Regions from separate parts of the Homo sapiens genome. Here region 2 is linked to region 1. The links are chromatin loops, found by intact Hi-C in ENCODE. Cell type or tissue: Calu3. All regions are shown on one strand. Links, peaks and the distances in the headings refer to the core of each region. The heading gives the core; the rest is flanking DNA.

Region 1 (10,960 bases), core at 1,965-9,964:
AAAGATGTATTTGAACTTCTGTGTTTATTGCAGCACTATTCACAATAGTCAAGATATGGAATCAATCTAAGTGTCCATCAACAGATGAATGAATAAATAAAATATAGTACTTATACATAATAAGAGTATTATTCAACCATAAAAAGAATGAAATAATATCTTTTGCAGTACATGGATGGAACTGGAGGCAATTATGTTAAATGAAATAAGCCAGGCACAGAAAGATAAATATTGCATGTTCTCACTCATATGTGAGACATACAAAACGTAATTTGAACTTGTGGAGATAGAGAATAGAATGAAGATTACTAGTGGATGGGAAACCTAGTAGAGAGAAAGGGATAAACGGGATGGTTAATGGGTACAAAACTACAGTTTGATAGAAGGAATAAGATCTAGTGTTTGGTAGCACAATAGGGTGACAATGGTTAACAGTAATTTATTGTACATTTCAAAATCATTAAGAGTGAAATTGTAATGATTTTAACACAAAAATTATGAATACTGGATGTGAATGATATCCCAATTATGCTAATATCCATTACACATTATTTTGTTGTATCAAAATATCACTTTTACCACATACATAGGTACAACCATTATGTATCCATAATAATTAAGAATAAAATTATTTTTAAAGAATAAAAATGACAAAAAACTTTAAAAGAATAAAATAACAAAAGTATAATATATTGAATACGTAACACAGTATCATTGTTTTTATTATCAAATATTACGTACTTTACATAATTGTATGTGCTTTGCTTTTTTTTCTTTTTTTTTTTTTTTTTTTTGAGATGGAGTTTCCCCTTGTTGCCCAGGCTGAAGTATAGTGGCATGATCTCAGCTCACTGCAACCTCTGCCTCCCAGGTTCAAGTGATTCTCCTGCCTCAGCCTCCCAAGTAGCTGGGACTACAGACTCCCACCACCACACCTGGCTAATTTTTGTAGGTTTTAGTAGAGATGGTGTTTCACCATGTTGGCCATGCTGGTCTCGAACTCCTGACCTCAGGTGATCCGCCCGCCTTGGCCTCCCAAAGTGCTAGGATTACAGGCGTGAGTCACTGTGCCCGGCCTATGCTATACTTTTACATGAGTGGCAGCATAGTAGCTATTTTTATATCAGCATCAACACAAAACATGTGAGTAATGTCTTATGCAAGACATTTTGACAGCTATGATGTTATGACAGCTATGACATTATGACAGCCATGACATCCCTAGGCGATAGGAAAATTTTGGCTTCGTTATAATCTTTTGAGACCACCTGTGTTTATTCAGTCCACCATTGATTGAAACATCATTATTCAGTGCATGACTATGGTGTATTAACTTCTTATTCTCTTTCATTTCTTATCCTGGTTTTGACTTTTATTTTGGAAATTCTCATAATTACCATCATTTCTTATATCCTTCTAACTCTTAATGTTTTGCTCTTGCAGTTAAAACTCCCTACTTTCCCTCATCACTTTTCGCTTTTAAGCTTTAATTTGTTACTTTTCCCAACTGAAAATTTTCTATCATCTTCTTTGCTAATCTATGTCTTTGTTTTCTTTGAGACTCTTTTATTCACCCTTTCTGATGATGGTAATTTTATTCATTTTCACAAAATTCATTGCAGGCTCAATGTGTGCTAGGAACTGGGCTAGGTGCCAGGAACTTGATGACTACTTTTAAAGTGTCTTTGGCATAACAGAGTGTCAGGAGAGAAATACACACACACACACACACACACACACACACACACACACACACACATGTATATGTCTCATATATATGAAAGATATGTATATATGTGTATATATGTATATATACATACATATGAATATATATACACATAGATATGAATATATATACACATAGATATGAATATATATACACATAGATATGAATATATGTGTATGTGTGTGTGTGTGTGTATATATATATATATATATATATGAGAGAGAGAAGTAAGAGAGAGAGACAGGTTCTCAGTCTGTCACTCAGGCTGGAGTCCAGTGGTATGATCATAGCTTACTGCAGCCTCAAACTTCTGGACTCAAGCAATCCTCTCATCTCAGTCTCTTGAGTAGGTGTACTACAGGCACACACCATCATGCCCAGATAATTTTTGTATTGTTTGTTCACACAGGATTATGCTATGTTGACCAGGGTGGTCTTGAACTCTTGGGCTTAAGCGATCCTTCTGCCTCAGCCTCCCAAAGTGCTGGGATTACAGTCGTGAGCTCCTGTGCCCAGTCTGAGAAATAATTAAGAAGTACAGTAGTCTTCCTGAATCCACACTTTTCCTTTCCACAATTTGTTATCAATGATCATCGTGGTCCAAAAATATTGAATGGAAAATTTTAGAAACAATCAATAAGTGTAAAATTGTGCATCATTCTGAGTGACTTGATGAGATCTCATTCTGTCCTGCCCAGGATGTGAATCATCCGTATGTCCAGTTTATTCACACTGTAGGTGCCTGTTAGCCACTTAGGATCCATCTCAGTTATCAGAAGGACTTTCATGGTAATTTGGTGCATGTTTTCAACTCTTATGTTACTTAATAATGGTCCCAAAATGCAAAAGTTATGAGGCTGGCAATTCAGATATGCCAGAGAAAAGCTGTAAAGTGATTTCTTTAATTGAAAAGATGAAAGTTTTGAGTTAATTAGGAAAGAAAATTTTATTGAGGTTTCCAAGATCTACTGTAAGAACATACCTTCTATTTGTAAAATTGTGAAGAAGGAAAGAGAAATCTGTGCTAGTTTAAGCTGTCACACCTCAGACTGCAAAAGTTACAGCCACGGTGTGTGATAATTGCTTAGTTAAGATGGAAAAGGCATTAAATTTGTGGGTGGAAGATATGAACACAAATGTGTTCCGATTGATGTCATTTGGGTTTGGTACTATATGTGGTTCAAGCATTCACTAAGGGTCTTGGAATGTATTCTCCTGAGGTTAAGGGGGCCTACTGTACCTATAATATAATGTGACAAGAGCCATGGTGAAATGAAAAGTTTAGAATTGTTAAGGGGTGTCTGGGAGCACAAGGAAGGGACCTGAACTCAGACTGAATTCAACAAGAATTTCTGCATATGAATTCAGCAAAAGGGAGGTGAAGAAGTTTTTTAGGCATGTGCAAAACTCACCAGGTATGTTAAAAAACGTCCTGGAAGAAATTTTCCAGGCATGCACAAAGACCCAGAAGGAGAAAGAAAATATGTGTGCACATGGCACTTTATTAGTATTGCAACTGATTCTTTTCTACTCAATCAGTATTTATGTTACTTTCTGTGAACTTACGAACTTAAGACCTTTCTGGTGTTTATATTTGTATGGATTTTTTGTTATCGTTTAAGAATAGGACTTCTCTATTCCACTTTCATCGTAATTTACCACATGCTATAATTCAGCTCATAGATAATGGGTGCTTTATAACTGTTATTGACTAATTTCAGTGCCTGGGGCAGGTCTGTAAATATATTTCCAAGTTTGTCATAATGAGTGAGGATTGATATGTGTGTTGGTCCTTTTAAAGTGAAGTAAGAATGTGATGATTACAGTGTTTTATTGGCAAACATTCAATTTCAAGTTACTGTTGGTAAAGTATGTAGCATGGTGTGTATATATATATATTACAGTATGCAATTGCTATAGGCAAAGGGTTATTCTATTCTGGAGCAAACCACAACCCAGATTTTAAATCAGAGGCTCCTGGCATTATAAAGAGAGAATGGGTTTTCAATGGTCCAGCTCCCTCATAGAAGAAACTGAGACCTAGAGAGGTAATAAATGAAAGAGACAACTCCCAATTGCAATCAGAAATTTTTAATGTCATGTTTGCCTTTATTTCTAATACTTTTGAGAAAAACTGTTGTTTGACATTTCTGTACTTTACACAACTTATATAGTCAATTTTTACATTAGTAAGCTAGCACACATAATATATAGATTTTTTCAAATTAAAAAGCAATGGATTATAAAGAAAGGAGCTTGAGCTTCATATACATATATATGTGTGTAACTACAGCCTATATATATATATTAGCTGCAGACTAATAAAAATGTTTTTATATATTATATATTTGAATATAATAATATGTAATTATTACAATATTAAATATATAATATATAATTTGTAAAATATTAATATATATGAATATGAATATATATTTATATTCATTTATTTACTAGTCTAACTACAGCCAAAGTTAAGGATTTCTAGAGGGAAGAAAGTGGAGATTGTTTTTTATTCTAGGTGCCTTATGGGGGACAAAGCTTAAATAAATTGCCTTAATTCTGTGATATCTTTGCTTTCTCACATACAAATGAATATTTAAAGATACGTCTCCAATTTGTTGCTCTTGTTTGCTGGGAATTATTTTTGTTGAGTCACAACAGTTAATCTAAGTTAATATTCACCATGCTTCTATTCAAAAGGCAATGCAAATATCATGACTCTCCTTTTACAAATGAGGACCTTGAGGCAACTCAGGATTAGGTTGAACAGTTTTTTTCAGGTCTCTCAGTTAATAAGTTGCATAACTGATGTCAGTACATGATCTGGGACATCAATGCTGCAGTTCAGCATTCATTCCACTCATCAGAAGAACAAGAGGGAGAGAAGGAAGAAGAAGGAAAAGGAAGAGGAAAATTAGAAATTGTTTTTTGTTTATTGTCCATTATTCACAGTGTTTAGCACAGCCATACATTAGTGTTTTCAATCTTCGTACTAATCATACATACTTCATACATACTAGATATTATTCTATTTTATAGTTTAGGAAACTGAGTCTCAAAGAAGTTATATTCTTTGCTTACAGTCACACAGCAAGTATTAGAGATAATCCAAAACTTGTCTTCACACTGCTGCACAAAACTGACTCTGAGCTGTTCCTTATTTCCCTATGGTTTAAAAAATAAATGTCGTGTAATACACTTTAAATTTGATTTCTGTAGGAAAAGTAGATTAGAAACACTCAAAAACAAAGAAACCAAACTCTGTGAAGCTTGGTGTACTGGTAATATCAATGCTCTTTTAGGGGAAAATATAAATATGTTTCTGGACTAAAGTGAAAGTAGAGAATTAAAAGTTTATATCAAAACTGAAACAAAGCAATGTTTTGTGAAGTACACTTTAATAGCCATACAGTGGATCAAAAGATATGATCTCACTTCATAGTAAAACAGGTCCTGCAAGCCCAGGTAACTCAGGAAGCAGAATGGTAATTATTCACAGAAGAAAGCAGGTAGTATACTGTTACAATACTACAGTAGAAAGTCAGAAGGTCACAAAGCTTGCAGGGTAAGTGACACAACTTGAAACTGCTTGGCCCTCTTTAAAAAGAAATAATAAAATGGGAGAGAATGAAGCAAGTTTACCTAACACGTCTTTGCAAGGTAAGTACCAACAGCCTATGAACTTTTCACTTTTCACAATCAGAAACTTAAGCAGTGTTGATTACAAAGTCTGTGTGTTTCTGTGTATGCACACACGCATCCCTGCATGCATGTTCAGGTGCCCTGGCCCTGTTTTTAAGGTGTTTTCTGCGAGCGAGAAAAGAGGTGGAGATTGTTGATTCAGAGGAAGCATGTTTTCTCAGTTGTTTACAAAGACTCAGGCAACACAGAATCACAAATTTGGGGGACCCGTGGAGGGTATGGAAAGCTTTATCCTTAATCCCCAGTATAATGTTGGAGAAATGGTATAACCAACTTCCAGTGCATTTTCATGTTGGACCTTTTCCAACATTAACAGAACCTTGATTTTTGTCTCTACCTGTGGAGTGTTTATTGGTAATTAAGTTTTGCCATCTCTGGAGTTTACCAGCTCAGTTTCCCTGTAATTAATATAACCACTTTTTAAAAGGTAGAAAACAGGGGAACATGGGCGAGCCTATCAGTTAGGAGGCTGTGATTTATTTCACAGGTGTTGCTTAATCAGATACCTTTGTCCTTTGAAAGGACTGGCTTTGTTGACATTGGCTTGACTAGGCATCTCTGGTTAGAGGCTTGTTCACCGAAACAAATTTAAGGTCGCTCACATTTCACATTTTTGGGTAACAAAAGTTATTTCTTAAAGAAGAAAAAGAAAGTAGATATTGGGCCTAATCAATATTTGTTATAGACTTCTAGAATACCATGAGATCACATAGATCTGCATGATCCTAAAAATATATCACCTATTTTATAGTTAAATTATATTTTTCTTTCATTTCTTTAATCTTTTCTCTACATAGCCTGCTTAAGAATCCCCGTATCTTTTTTTATCTCTGTATATTTCCTAAAAATCTTTCTTGAAATACTGTGTAAAATGCTACTATAAAGCATTTTTAATTTAAAAGATTAATTTCAAAAGTCATGTAATAAATTCTATTGAAGAAAAACAGTAAGGTAAAAGGCTCATTTAGCATAATGAGAATCATTTATTTCTATGTGTCTTATGGACAAATGGTATTATGTACAAGATTATAACATATTCCTTATTTGTCTCTAATATTTTTCATTGGAAAGTATATGGGAAGCCTCTAGTTTGTTCCAATTGTGCATATGATAATGATTTTACATTAAATGTTTATTACTGTTTGGCAACCACCTAAATAGCCTATTCTAGGCTGTGTGGGTGCATCACCTGTCTGTATTCAGCGATCAAAATAAACTAAGGAGTAACCAGGCCTCTTTCCATTTCACTCATTATCCCTCTTTGTGTTAGGATCATGGGTAATATTTTTTTAATTGAATCCCAGATTGTGTATACATTTTGTTGTTGTTTCTTTCTTTTTCTCTGGTGCTTTTTATGTATATTATGTTTCTGGTAATACATATGTTTCACTGTGTAAGGATAGCCTTCCCTTTCCCCTATCCATATATATGTATAAAACTACAATTATTTTCAGAATTATTAATCAGAAAACCATGCACAAAATTCAACACAAGTGATATAGTAAATAATTTGAATGGTGTGCTTTAAGTTCAAGAACAGTGTGCCTAATCTTTAAGCCTTTTGTAGTTGGGTAAAACTTGTGAAATCAGTTATATACTAGGGAGTTTTTGTTTGTATACTCTGAAAACTTTTCAATAAAATATTTATTCTCTTCTGATCTTATTCATGTTTAAATGTATCCTTGGTAGGTCTGTAAATATTTCAGATCTATCTTCTTGGAGTATTGAAGTGCTTCCCTACCAGTTATATTTGCATCAAGATTCTTAAGAGCACCTATTAATCAAGTGAGGGTTAAAAAGAACCGATGGTAGTTCAGTTGTTGGTTTCGTTTCTGGATTTCTTTACATTATAAAGGCAATGGAATGCCTTAACATTTTTCTGTTGTCTGTGATACCCTGTCCAAAATCTGAAATTGAGTTTCAAAATGACCAAAGTGAATGAAAAGTTATTTTCTAGTGTTCAATTTCACCTTTGACTTAATGACATTTATAAAAAATTCTGAGGTTCTTTCAAATAATACTCATTGTCAGCTCCACTTACAAACGGATGTTCTTTAGTGGAAATAACTATGTTAAAATAATATGTTTTGTATATTAAACATGTGGATGACTTACGTGTTTTGACTATGAGGATAATATATTATGTAGATTATCATTGGAACTCCATCAAGTGCTTTGAATAATGATTTTCTAAGGCCATGTATCTAGATTTTCTAGATTCACTGAATGATCTCTAGTTACAATTTGAAAGGCTAGCCATAGATATTATCAATGATTATTCATCACAGTGCTTTTTCTGTACATCTCTGACCCAATTATACTCTCAGGGGGTTAGTTGCATGTGCCCTGGTTAGTGGAGCCCATATGCCATTAACATTTAGTGTTTCTGGTAGTATTGAGAACCCATTTTTTTTTTTTCCTGAATAAAAGTGAAGTTATTCCAAGGTTATCTTGAGCTGTGTGAACAGATTTTAATTAGCTTTTCAAACATAAAAAGGAATCTCCTCTTTTAGTCCCAATGACAAGGTAACCCCAGCGGAGAATTGTGTAAAGCTATCATACATGAAGGTTCATAATGTCCTCAGGATTCATAAAATAAATTATCTAGGTAAGGAGAGAATGCTAGAATTTTTTTCTAAACGTTGCAAATATGAATAAAATTGTACAAATAATATGGCATAAGGAATAGGGGTAAGTGCTTTCTAAGCATTGTTATTTGTGAAGGGAAGGATCATTTTTCTTGCATAATGCCTGCAAACTCACCTGCACCACTGAGTGGCACTCTATCACTCCATCAGTCTGTAACAGGAGTAGAGGGAGGGACATGGCTGGGAGATGGGAGGGTGACAGCTCCCTTCCTGGAAGGGAACTACCTGGAATATGCCTTAGGCTAAAGTTTCTTCAGAGGCCATCCTTGAACGTATAAGGGCTTCTTACCTCTTCTCTGCCTCGAAGGATGTCCATTTCCTACTTCTCCCAGGATTCTTATTAACAGAGTAGGTCCTAGTCAGAATTGGAAAATGGGGAAAGAATCTATCAGCATCCAGCTATGTGCTTCACCTGCTGAGCTCCTGCTACCTCAGGAATCCAGTTTCCATGAGCTTTTAACATGTTCTTTCTCTCCTTTTCATCTTTAGTCGAAATATATTCAAGGGCACCTTCCTCTTTGTAAATAATATGATATACTAATTGGCCCTTGAGATAATTGAATAAAAAGTATTTCTGAGTTTAATGCTGGGACAATCTTGTGAGAGGAGGAATCTTTAAGTTACGCCTCCCTGGGCTGTTTAATACACTTGGCACTCGTGCTGCCTACCAGCTGCCTGGATGTTTTGAGCGTTTCTAATAATAGCTCTCCTTCTACTTCAGTTCTTCTTAGTTCTCTAGCTCTAGGAAATCCCTACTCTGAAGGCTACAAAACAGTAGAACTCTGGGGGAAGATGTTCCAAGTACAGAGGAGTTGGCTGGATCCTGAGGAATGCAGAGCTAGCTCTAGATAGCAACCAGCAGGAGATAACTCTTCAACCCACTGAAGGAGAATTTTGCCATCACAGTTAGGAAAAAATAATCTTCAGAAAATTAACATTTTCAAGCTAGAAGATAGTCTCAAGTCCAATGTTTTTACTTTGTAGAGTAACAGAGATCCTATGAAGCTAGGAAAATTGTTTTTGGTTTCACAGAAGCCATTGCCAGAGGCCACGTCTCTAACCTGCTGCTCAAAACTGCGTTTGCTGCAGTTTTACGGAAGAATTTGGTGCATTATTTTCTAGAGTAATTTACTTTCCTATTTCTAATGGAGAAAGCAGTCTTAGTAATGTTTTCCATATTGACGTCTTTTAGTTTCTATATTTATGGTCTTGAAAGCATTGTCGAGTATTCAGTGAGCTTATTATGGAACCTGTCCATCCAGGCTTGGGTTTTCTCTTTACTAAACAAAAGTTACATTAGCTTGTAAGACATTTAGTTAATTTTCATTACAGCTAGGAGAAGTTGGCTTGTAAGTTCATAGGCACATGTATGGAATGTTTCTTCATAATAGAGTCATTGTTTAGAAATGGCACTAATTCTATTTAAAATAAGTAAAAGAAAAAAAAAACAACTCTAGGCAGGAGGAGCCTTAGTGTCTATGCTTCCAAGTTGCAGCCTGAGGGTAGTAGTACTTTGTACTCCAACCTGTTATACTGGTTTGGTGTGCATGCTTACTTTCTGTGGTGGGAAAAATATCTCTGTATTCATCATCAGAAACCATGACTGTGAGTGCCTTGAAATCTTTGTGATGCCACAAAGAGGACTAACCAGTATGTGACTCTTCCTTCCCAGCCTACAGAACTTTAATAGCATTTTCAATTAACAGAAGTGCAAGGAGCTCCTGTTGGACCTGTGTTCCATGAGGAAGGCTTTCACTAGCCCTTCATGATAGGTTCAAACACTTGAAGACCTGAGGAATTTCAGAGTTGACATTTAGATATTGAGGTAACAGGACATCTTGGAGTTGAAATTTCCAGAATCTTTGCTGGAAAGTCTCATAATCTCAAAACAAAATCAAGCAAATTTGGAGCAAAGAAAGTTGCTGAAAATGTCAAGGCATGAAATCCAAGGTGAGTCTGACCTAAATGAGTGAGTTAGGCAAAGGTGCATGTGAAGATGGACTGGGTACATTTTCCAGGTACAAGAGAGGGTCTTTGCAGCAGGCAAAAGAGATTAGGAAAACAAAATCTGAAGTAAAGCCTAAGAAATAGTTAATGAAATCAACTAACTGAGCTTATGAGCTAATTTTTTCTTTGTCTTTCTAAGTGGAAGTGGAATCTTTACCTTATTAGAAATAAGATGGCAAGCAGTGTACTTGAATAGAACGTGAGATAAAGGTGGTCAATGACATGGTACTTAGTTAAAACCTGCTGTTGGAGGAAAAGCCAATTCTCAAACACTTTGAAATATGGAGTTTGTTCCTGGAGTTTGTTTAATCCCCTTTGATTTAAATAATATTTTATGGTACTGAAATTGTTTCAAAGGGAAACATTTTACATTTCAATTAAAGTCACTGTAAAATCTTCTTGAAGAAAAGGTGATACATAACTACAGGATGACTTGATTGTTTATACGTTATTATTAATCATGCAATAAAAACTTTTCCATCTATTTAAAAGTTTGAATCTGTTTTTGAATTTTTCTTTGAACAAAAGATGCAGTAATAATCTTAAGATTATAAGTATATAAATGTAATTATTACTTTGTATGCTATTCTCTGGATTTTGGAAGGAGTTTAAACAAATTTAGCTAATTGAGTAGGACAGTAAGCCAAACTTCTTTGTATCACAGTTTTTTGGGGGAGGACTATTAACCAAACATGTATTTGATTTATTATTGGAAAGTATTAGACTTGATATATAAGTGAAGAAATAACAGGTGACTGCAAAGATTGCAAAGAAGATGTTATTAGGATGACAATACACAAAAGGGCATTGAGCTTCAGTTGATCCCTTGAGCTTCTAATTACTCTTCAGGAAAAGTATGTGTCAATAGTTTTAT
Region 2 (10,960 bases), core at 2,007-10,006, 1.3 Mb after region 1:
ATTTACCACTACCAAGCCAGCACTACAAGAAATGCCAAAAGAAGTCCTAAATCTTGAAACAAAACCTCAAATGTACAGCAAGATAAAACTTCCTTAAACATATATCTCACAGGACCTATAAAACAATAACACAATGAAACATAATCAAGGTATTCAGGCAACAACTAGCACAATGAATAAAGCATTACCTCACATCTCAATAATAATGTTGAATGCAAATGGCCTAAATGCCCCACTTAAAAGATAGAAAATGGCAGAATGGATAAACATTCACCAACCAAGTATCTGCTGTCTTCAAGACACTCACCTAACACATAAAGACTCACATAAAGTTAAGGTAAAGGGATGGAAAGGGATATTCCAGGCAAAATGAAAACCAAAAGTGAGCAGGAGTAGCTATTCTTATATCAGACAATAAAGACTTTAAAACATCAACAGTTTAAAAAGACAAAGAGTGACATTATATTATGATAAAAAGATAAGTCCAACAGGAAAATATCACAATCCTAAATATATATGGACCTAACATGGGAGCTCCCAAATTTATAAAACAATTATTACTAGACATAAATAATGAGACAAATGGCAACTCAATAATAGTGGGTTCTACAGTACTCCACTGACAGCACTAGACACGTCATCAAGACAAAGTAAACAAAGAAACAATGAGCTTAAACTATACCCTACAACAAATGGGCTTAATAGATATTTACAAAACAATTGCAGAATACACATTCTTTTCATCAGCACAGGGAACACTTTCCAAGATAGATCATATGATAGACCACAAAACAAGTGTCAATAAATACAAGAAAATCAAAATTATATCAAGTACCATCTCAGTCCATAGTGGAATGAAATAGGAAGTTAACTCCACAAAGAACCCTTGAAACTACAGAAAACATGAAAAATAATCTGCTTCTGCATGATCTTTGGGTCAACAATGGAATCAAGATGGAAATTAAAAAATTCTTTGAACTGAAGGATAATAGTGACAAAACTTATGAAAACCCCTGGGATAGAGACAAAGAGGTGCTAAGAGGAAAGTTCATAGCATTAAATGCCTACATCAAAAAGTCTAAAAGAGCACAAATAGACAATCTAAGGTAATGCCTCAAGGAACTAGAGAAACAAGAACAAACCAAACCCAAATCCAGCAGAAGAAAACACATAACAAAGATCAAAGCATAACTAACTGAAATTGAAACAAAAGAAAAACAATACAAAAGATAAATGAAACAAAAAGCTGGTTTTTTGAAAAGATAAACAATATTGATAGACCATTAGCAAGATTAACCAAGGAAAGAAGAGAGAAGATCCAAATAGCTCAATTAGAAACAAAATGGGAGATATTACAACAAATACCACAGAAATACAAAAGATCATTCAAGGCTTTTATGAACACCTTTACATGCACAAACTAGAAAATCTAGAGAAGATGGATAAATTCCTGGACATATACAACCCTTTCAAGATTAAGGAAGAAATAGAAACTTTGAATAGACCAACAACAAGCAGCGAGATTGAAACAGAAATTTAAAAATTGCCAACAAATAAAAAAGTCCAGGACCAAGTGGATTCACAGATGAATTCTATCAGGCCTTCAAAGAATTGGTATGAATCTTACTGAAACTATTCCAAAAGATAGAGAAGTAGGGAATTCTCCCCAAATCATTCTATGAAGCCAGTATCACTGTATTACCAAAACCAGGAAAGGACATAACAATAAAAGAAAATTACAGACCAATATGCCTGATGAACATAGATGCAAAAATCCTCAGCATAATACTAGCTAACTGAATCAAACAGCATATCAAAAAGATAATTCACCGTGATCAAGTGGGTTTTATACCAGGGATGCAGAGATGGTTTAACACATGCAAGTCAATAAATGTGATATACTACATAAAGAGAATTAAAAATTTTATGATCATCCAAATAGTTGCAGAAAAGCATTTGACAAAATTCAGCATCCCTTTATGATTAAAACTCTCAGCAAAATCAGCATAGAAGAGACATACCTCAAGGTAATAAAAGTCATCTATGAAAAACCCACAGTCAGCATTGTACTAAATGGAGAAAAGTTGAAAGTTGAATTGGAACAAGACAAGGATGTCCACTTTCACCATTTCTATTCAAGATAGTATGGGAAATCCTAGCCAGAGAAATCAGACAAGAGAAAGAAATAAAATGCATCCAAATCCAAAGAGAAAGTCAAACTGTTGCTGTTTGCCAATGATTAATCGTATACCTGGAAAACCCTACTTGTCCAAAAAAACTCCTAGATCTGATAAACAAATTCAGTAAAGTTTCAGAAAACAAAATCAATGTACACAAATCAGTAGCACTACTATACACCAATAGCAACCAGGCTGAGAATAAAATTAAAAACTCAACCCTTTTTACAACAGCTGCAAAAAATAAAACAAAATACTTAGGAATATACCCAGTCAGCCCCCCAAACTTTCAGGGACATGTATGAAGCTGGAAACCATCATTCTCAGCAAACTAACACAAGAACAGAAAACCAAACACCACATGTTCTCACTCATAAGTGGGAGTTGAACAATGAGAACACATGGACACAGGGAGGGGAAAAACATACACCAGGACCTGTCAGGGGGTGGGGAGGTAGGGGAGGGATAGCATTAGGAGAAATACCTAATGTAGATGATGAGTTGATGGTTGCAGCAAACCACCATGGCACGTGTATACCTACGTAACAAAACTGCACGTTCTGCACATGTAACCCATAACTTCAAGTATATATTTTTTTTTAAAAAGGAATATACCTAACCAGGAGGTGAAAGATCCCTGCAAGGAAAACTAAAAAACACTACTGAAAGAAATCATAATGATGCAAACAAATGGAAACACATCCCATGCTCATGGATGGGTAGAATCAATAGTGTGAAAATAACCATACTGCCCACAGCATTCTATAAATTCAATGCATTTCCCATCAAAATATGGTCATCATTATTCACAGAAGTAGAAAAAACAATCTTAAAATTCATATGGAACAAAAAAGAGCCCTCATAGCCAAAGAAAGACTAAGCCAAAAGAACAAATATGGAGGCATCATGTTACCCCACTTCCAACTATAGGACAAGCCTATAGTTATCAAAACATCATAGTACTGGCATAAAAATAGGCATGTAAACCAATGGAACAGAATAGAGAACCCAGAAATAAATCCAAATACTTATAGCCAACTGATCTTTAACAAGGCATACAAAAACGTAAAGTGGGGAAAAGATACCCGATTCAACAAATGGTGCTGAGATAATTGGCAAGCCACATGTAGAAGAATGAAGCTGCATCCTCATCTCTCACCTTATGCAAAAATCTACTCAAGATGGATCAAAAACTTAAATTTAAGACCTGAAACCTAAAAAATCTAGAAGATAACTTTGGAAAAACTCTTCTAGACATTGGCTTAGGCAAAGAGTTTATGACGAAGAACCCAAAAGCAAATGCAACAAAATCAAAGATAAATAGATGAGATTTAATTAAACTAAAATGCTTCTGTACAGCAAAAGAAATAATCAGCACAGTAAACAGACAACCCACAGAGTGGGAGAAAATATTCACAAACTGTGCATCCGACATAGAACTGATATACAGAATCTATAAGGAACTCAAGCAAATCAGCAAGTAAAAACAAATAATCCCATCAAAAATTACGCTAAGGTCATGAATAGACAATTCTCAAAGGAAGATATACAAATGGCCAACAAACATATGAAAAAATGTGCAACATCACTAATGATCAGGGAAATGCAAATCAGAACCACAATGTGATGCTACTTTACTCCTGCAAGAATGACCAAAATCAAAAAATAATAGATGTTGGCATGGATGTGGTGAAAAGGGAGCACTTGGACACTGCTGGTGGGAATGTAAACTTGTACAACCACTATGAAAAACAGTATGAAGATTCCTTATAGAACTAAAAGTAGAACTACCATTTGATTCAGCAATCCTACTACTGGGTATCTACCCAGAGGAAAAGAAGTCATTATATGAAAAACAGACTTGCACATGCATGTTTATAGCAGCACAATTCACAATTGCAAAAATAAAAAAATCAGCCTAAATGCCCATCAACCAATGAATGAGGAGATAAAAAAAGTTATATATATATATATATATATATATATATATATATATATATATTTTCACACACACATCATGGAATACTACTCAGCCATAAAAAGGAACAAAATAATGGCATTTGCAGCAACCTGGATGGAGTTGGAGACCATTATTCTAAGAAGTGAAGTAACTCAGGAATGGCAAACCAAACATCATATGTTCTCACTTATAAGCAGGAGCTAAGCTATGAGAATGCAGTCATAACAATGATATAATGGACTTTGGGGACTTCAGGGTTAGGGTTGGGTAGGTGAATGATAAAAGACAACACATTGGGTACAGTGTACACTGCTCACATGGTGGGTGCACCAAAATCTCAGATCACCACTAGTGAACTTTTCCATGCAACCAACCACCACCTGTTTCCTAGTTTTGAAATAAAAATTTAAAAAAAGAAAATAATCCATGTATCCATTTTAGGAATGTGACATAGTTAGCCTAGAGTCGTAGAACATAAAAAGAACACTTACAATTACAAGACCAAAACAAACTATATGATTGCGTATAATGTGCAAGTATTAAACATGTCTGATCTTTAAACCTAGTAAATTATTTCACTTTTCCTGGTTGTCACAAGCCATATGGTAGTTAAATCCAAAAGAGAAAACAAAGGCACAGAGGGTGTATAGTCAATCTGTACTTCCAGTCATATTAAGGATAAATTTGCATTGTCACTTAAATGACTAGGTTGATCGTCACATAATTAATAATTAATATATAAAAATGTTCCACTTACATTGCACAGTTATAGGCTCTGTCTTAAAATTAAGATTGAAGAAAATAAAATAATATAAATTATTTTGTGAAAGTAATGTATGATAAGTTGGTGGTAGCTCATTCTGTCTTCATGGTTTATTCATTTTATGTAATTGAAAAATTTTCTTCAGGGTATCATGTATTTAATTTTTATTCAACCATAAACTGAAGCAGTCAGGAGCAGCAGCTGTTTTACTAAGCAGGGAGATATTTTATGGGTATTTTTTTCCTCCTTTTTTAACCTGTAAGAAGTTTTACCTTCCCAGAGAGAGTGGAAGTGGAAGTAGTCATAATAACAATTATAAATGCAATTAAGGAAGTTTATTTACTTTTGACCAGACATTTTAACATATAGCCCCTACCATGTCTTTTACAATGTAAATATATACTTAGTGTTGTTAACAAATTACTAATGAAGTAAAAGAAATAAACATCAAATAGGAAAGACTCTCTCATGCTGAAATAAATCTCTCTGTCTTTCATTTTATCTATCATCTATCTATCTGAAGGTTTTTTCCCAAGTTCATGTGAACTGACGTTGGAAAACAAGAAAACAGATTCTGTCTTGATATTTTCCAGTCCTAGACTTTGAGAATTCATTCATTCCTTTAAGAGATGATTGATCTATTATCACTTAGTTCCTTATAGTTGCCTTTAATCTTAATGAGTTGGTAACACAGTGATTGGGATGGTGTGATGCCCCATGATTAAGGCCATGGTTTGTTACTGATGATAGACGTTATTTATCTCTGACTCTTCTCTCTCATAGATACTATCATTTGCTAAGTGCCTTTTACAGAAACCCTACAATGACTTTCATAGCAGCCCCTCCTATTTACTCTCAGGAACATTACCTTATTTGAAAAGCTTTCTTTCTCATCCGACTTACTGTAATAGAACTCTGATAATTTTATCTCCACATTTCCATAAATAATTAAAATTAAAGCATTTCTATTCATTTTGGTGAACTAGTTTTAGGAAGAGCTCTCATTTTATTCCACTCTAAAGCAAAAACTACACAAATGTTAATGATTTTCCATAACCAACTCAAAAGTACCCATAAATCCTAACAACAATTCAGATATTTCATGATTTGTTTCCCAACCAACCTGTTTATTCTTAGGTCATGTAATTTCACCTTAATTCCCCTGGAGTCCAGCCAAACTGAAAGGTAGGAAGAATTATGTTACCTAAACTCACCAGACTTGCTAGACGAAGCAACTTGCTCCAGAAACTCTGTAAATCTTAATGACTAATGCCCATACCAGTCGAGTTGAATACTTACCATGAGTCAATTGTGTTTGTTCCCAAACCTGTTTGTCATTTTTACTTATTATTGTAAATAATAAATTGAGATATATAATGCTTTATTGTTGAGGAGAGCAGAGGGGAAAAGGCCTGCCACTGAAAGCCATCCCTTACATGGGTTTCCAACTCAATTTTATACCATCTGTGTGCTCCAGAAAACCTCAAAGTATCCATTTAAATTAATATGTCCTTTAGTTAGATATGCTCCAAAATATCTGGTAAAAGCAACATTAATCCCTTCCAGGGAAACCTACCATAATATTAGGCCAAAAATAATTTCCCTAAATAATTTTCTAATAAAATTGAATAGCTAATAGTTAAAAATTTTAGCACCAAGGAAACCAGTCACCACAAGTGAGAATATCACCCCCCAAAAAAGGCAACAGAATTAGAGAGAAGACACTAAAAATGTGTATTTTATAAAAATTTATGCTTACTACTATTTAGAGAAATAAAAGACAAACTTGAAAATACAGGAAGAAAACGAATAACTATAAAGTTTTGTTGCACAGATTTGCAAACTAACCAAATGGAGTTTTAAAATGTAAAAGAGAGTAACTTAAAAGCTCAATGGAATAGTAAGGCTGCAGACTAGAATATCTCTAGCTAAAGAGAGATTTAGTGAACTGGAATTTTCATTTTTATAGACTCAACAGTTGTAGAAAAGAGGAAGGAGAAAAAAGCAGAAAAGAAAAGAACACACATTACTTAATAACTTCAAAATTATACCATTTATCAAACTGGAATCCTATTATAAGTCTTCCATATCCCATGCTGATAATTAAAAGAAATACTGCCTATCTTGAATTTCTGTGTTGAATAGAATGTGTGAGGCAGGTCCAACCAACTTATAACAAGTTAATTCTTACATGAATCTATAACCCAAATTTCTGATAAACAATTGACTGCACCACTTCAAATAAACTTTTCTCCTTGTCTTATTAGATAGGAAATCTTTGCTCCAAAATTAATTTCCCATCAGTTCCATAGGTATGCCATTCTAATCACAACCCCATTCTCTGGCTTGATCAATGTCTGTGGTGCAAGATTTGTGGCTGTGGCTACACGAAATGGTTTAAGAGTAGTTTCCAGCAATGATCCCTCAATATTTTACCAAGTCGATTGCCTTACATACTTGTATAGTTTCCATTGTACTCTGCAGATATCTACTTGGATTTCAATTTATGAAATAAAAATTGAATGGTTGAAATACATTATAATGAAGGAAATTTGAGCCTATATTTAGCAACCAGCATAAAAACAATCATATAATATTATACATATTACAATTTAAAGTGTCTCTGTATATGTAATATTTACAAAAATCATGAGAGGTAGACCGGGCTGAAAATAACATCTCAATTTTACAGAATGTTAAGTGGTTTGGCTAAAATCACAGAGATAATAATGGTGGAGACAAAAGAACAAAAGTCTTCTTAATCTGAACTAAATTTTCTTTCTGTAATTTTCATGTTGCCAAGACTGAGATAAATCTTTTAGTTTTCTTTTTTTACTCTGGAAAGTGCCAGAAACCTCATCTCTAAGAGTCATTAAATCTCATTAATGTATTATTCATTTATTTTAATTTGAAATTTGTCTAAAGTAAAATATTATAAAACCAAAAAACTGATTAAACATGATAGTATAGTTGAAGTTGTTGAATTTTTTAAGTTGTAAGAATTTTATACCTTAACTAAAGCAATTCAGAGACAGTTAAATTAATGAATTATGTTATAATTTATCATCTTGAATGAGGAAATAATAAACATGTCATCATCATTTTCTTGTTCCAAAATAATTATTTAGGAAAATAATTCAACTTAACATTCTTTGTGTGTGTGTGTGTGTGTGTGTGTATGTGTGTTTTAATAAGAACTAGAATTAAACTGATAGTTATCTTCTGTATCTCTTTTCCTTCAGAAGTTTTTTTTGTTTTGTTTTGTTTTTTTAAAAAAAAAATGCAGAAGACCGCACACTTCTGGTGTTAGCTTGTTATGCTTTGATGTTAAACAAAGAGTTCCTGGCAAACAATTGCCACTTCTGGGTCACTAGTTCAAATGAGAATTGTACTCTCAGTGTCAATTGTGCAGCATTTGGTGATTCTTTGTTGTTCCTGATATAGTCTGTTTTCTACAAAACATCACAAGTTTAGTAGAAAGATACAGACCAGGGAATAAAGAGCAATATAACCTAAAGAATTTCTTGTTTCAACTTAGTTTCTGGTTATCAGAGCTACAAGTTGACCACATTGCAACCCAGTTAAAGTCTTACAAACATCCTCAAAACAGTCAAAAAAATTTAGGGAAAGAAGAGTATGTTTCCAGGATTCATTCCAACAGTCTCAAAAGATAGATAGGAGCAGAGATAGAAGAGAAGATGGGTCAACCCTTAGGCTTCATAGAAAATGTGGGAGCAAGGTCACCCTGAACATTTGAGGCCAGGCTCTTTATAAACCTTGAATTTTTAATAGTAAATCCAAATCCTAATGTAGTTACTCTCAAAAATCTAATATATAAAAAAGAGAGAAAGAACAAATATATCTGAAGTATTTTACTGTATACCAGAATGTGTTAGGCTTATTTGATGTCCAAAATAAGATATTAGGTGTCTATTTGTAGCCGTAGTACAACAAGTTGTCGTTATTGTTTTTCACATGAGGAGGCTGAAGTTTAGAGAACTTTAATGCTTGCCAAGGATGATACATCTAGCAAGTTACAGGGCTCAAAATGCATGTTTAGACTGAAGCTTCACATTGATAGGAGTCTCTATATTCATTCCAGAATTAAAACAGAGACAAAATTCCCCTCAGAAGAGGAGCAAATATTTTAGTTTTCCACTTCTGCAAAGGTTATAGTGGTTAATTGGAGCTATTGGGCTTCCAACAAATTCTGGGGAAATGTATCACTGAAAATTTAGAGAGTGGAGAGCAATATTCTGGGAGGTTCTTGCCATACCTCATGTTGTTCATTATTTACAATTTTTAATTTAGGATTGGCCCAGATATTCAAGTCATGTACTGATCACACCATTCTTTTGTTTCACTTCCAGTGAAAAACTTCTTAAACCTAGGAGAGATCAACACCTGCAGTTCAAAGATTTTAGCCTTTAGTTTTTATGATTTTGAGAATCGTATCTCTAATATACTGCTGGGATTACCTCCTCCTCCATAGATTCTACTTTCACTTCCTGCAATGAATCTATCATACACTATTATATTGTCAGGTCATTCTAGGGGTTATCTACTCAACCCCAAAGTACTTTGGTAGCTAGTCTATTGCAGAATGCTGAGTTGTGCTACTTACTGGAAGTGAGCTTTTCATTTCTTTGGATTGATTCTCTATGTATTACTTTCTTTCAAAAACATAATTACATGCATTCTTCTATCAGATTCTTAGTTGGATCACTTTCTCCTGCATCCCAATGTTATGATTCTATGTATTTATTCAACCCTCCTCTAAGCATCATATAATTACGAAGTAGAATTGCTAGCCCTTAATGTTATCAGCAAAACCCATTAGGTAATTTCTTGTTGCCTGAATTGCCCCTATCTCATTAAAGCAGCCTACAGCCTTTAATGATTCTTTGCCAGAATAGATAATGTGGTTAAAAAATGTAAGCAATTATACACAGAATACTCATTTTAAAATGCCTATGATGTGCCAAACAATAAAACTCTCTACCTTTAGGAATATCGATTCAGTTTGATTCAATTTAACAAACATTTATTGGATGCCAGATGTATGTCAAAGCACTAGTCCAGGTTCTGGGGATCTACGGATAAATAATATACAGTGCCCAGTCTCAGGGAACTCACACTATAACAGGAAAAACATAAAAATTAATGTGGAAATAACATGATAAGTACCATAGGAGAGCTACACAGGAAATATTATGAGACCACAAAAAAGAATCAATCAAGTTGACCTTTAGGGGGCATTGAGTAGCAAGTACTTTTATAGGCAGCCTAGAGGTGGTTATTATATTTGACTTCTAAGGGTAAATGGTTGCTCACTAGGAAGGTAAGAAGGAAGAAAGAAAGGAAGCAAGGAAGGAAGGAAGGAAAGGAGAGAAGGAGGGAGGGAGAAAGAAAGGAAATTCTAAACAGAGAAAATAACAGGAGCAAGAGAATGAGAATGTAAATGTAGCCAGGATGTTTTGTAGGTGATTGGGTCACTGCACTGGCAAGAGAGGAAATTAGAAAAAAAAAAAAAAAATAGAACCAACCATTAAGGGCTTTGAATGCCACAATAAAGCATTGGAAATTTATTTCAAAGGTGACCGTATTAGTTTTCTATACTGCATAAAGATTTACCACAAACTTAGCAGCTTAAAGCAAAATTCATTTGCTATCTCACAGGTCAGAAGTATAGGCATTATTTAGCTGGATCTTCTGTTAAGGACCTGAAAAGCCTGCAATTGACATGTTAGCTAGGGTTTGATTCTCATCCAGAGGCTCAACTAGGTAGGCATCTTCCTCCCCACTTGGGTGACTGTTTCTTGCTTTTTCAAAGTCTGCAAGGAGAGAGAGACTCAAGCAAGTCTGATAATAAGACAGAGTTTTATATAACATAATGGAAACGCAGGAAGAACATCCCATCATTTTTGCTATATTCTATTTGTTAAAAGCAAGTCACAGTCCCACTGACCTCAAGGGGATGGAATTATATGAAATTGTAAACTCCAGGAAGTAGGGATCATGAGGGTCATCTTAAAGTTTGTCCACCACGGACAATGAGTG

What was found. Peaks named below come from ENCODE experiments on the same cell type or tissue, not always from the same donor. Only the 100,000 strongest peaks of a DNase experiment are listed, where the experiment ranks them.
Region 2: a loop joins it to region 1, with 3 times the contacts of the local background. A loop is called at or near these places in 2 of 110 quality-filtered maps.

The regions. Positions count from the first base shown.
Region 1 is chr3:174,854,062-174,865,021 of GRCh38, forward strand. It overlaps NAALADL2 (N-acetylated alpha-linked acidic dipeptidase like 2), which reads left to right and starts at 5,273. Exons shown (of 14, transcript NM_207015.3): 1 at 5,273-5,389. The coding sequence starts at 5,347. In Calu3, for the core only: a CTCF peak has its summit at 8,221; DNase peaks (open chromatin) are centred at 5,210, 5,940, 8,240, 9,620 and 2 weaker places.
Region 2 is chr3:176,161,355-176,172,314 of GRCh38, forward strand. No RefSeq gene overlaps it. Among named protein-coding and RNA genes, the nearest start is that of MIR7977, 350 kb to the right of the region's middle. In Calu3, for the core only: no CTCF peak of the experiment used is centred there; a DNase peak (open chromatin) is centred at 6,087.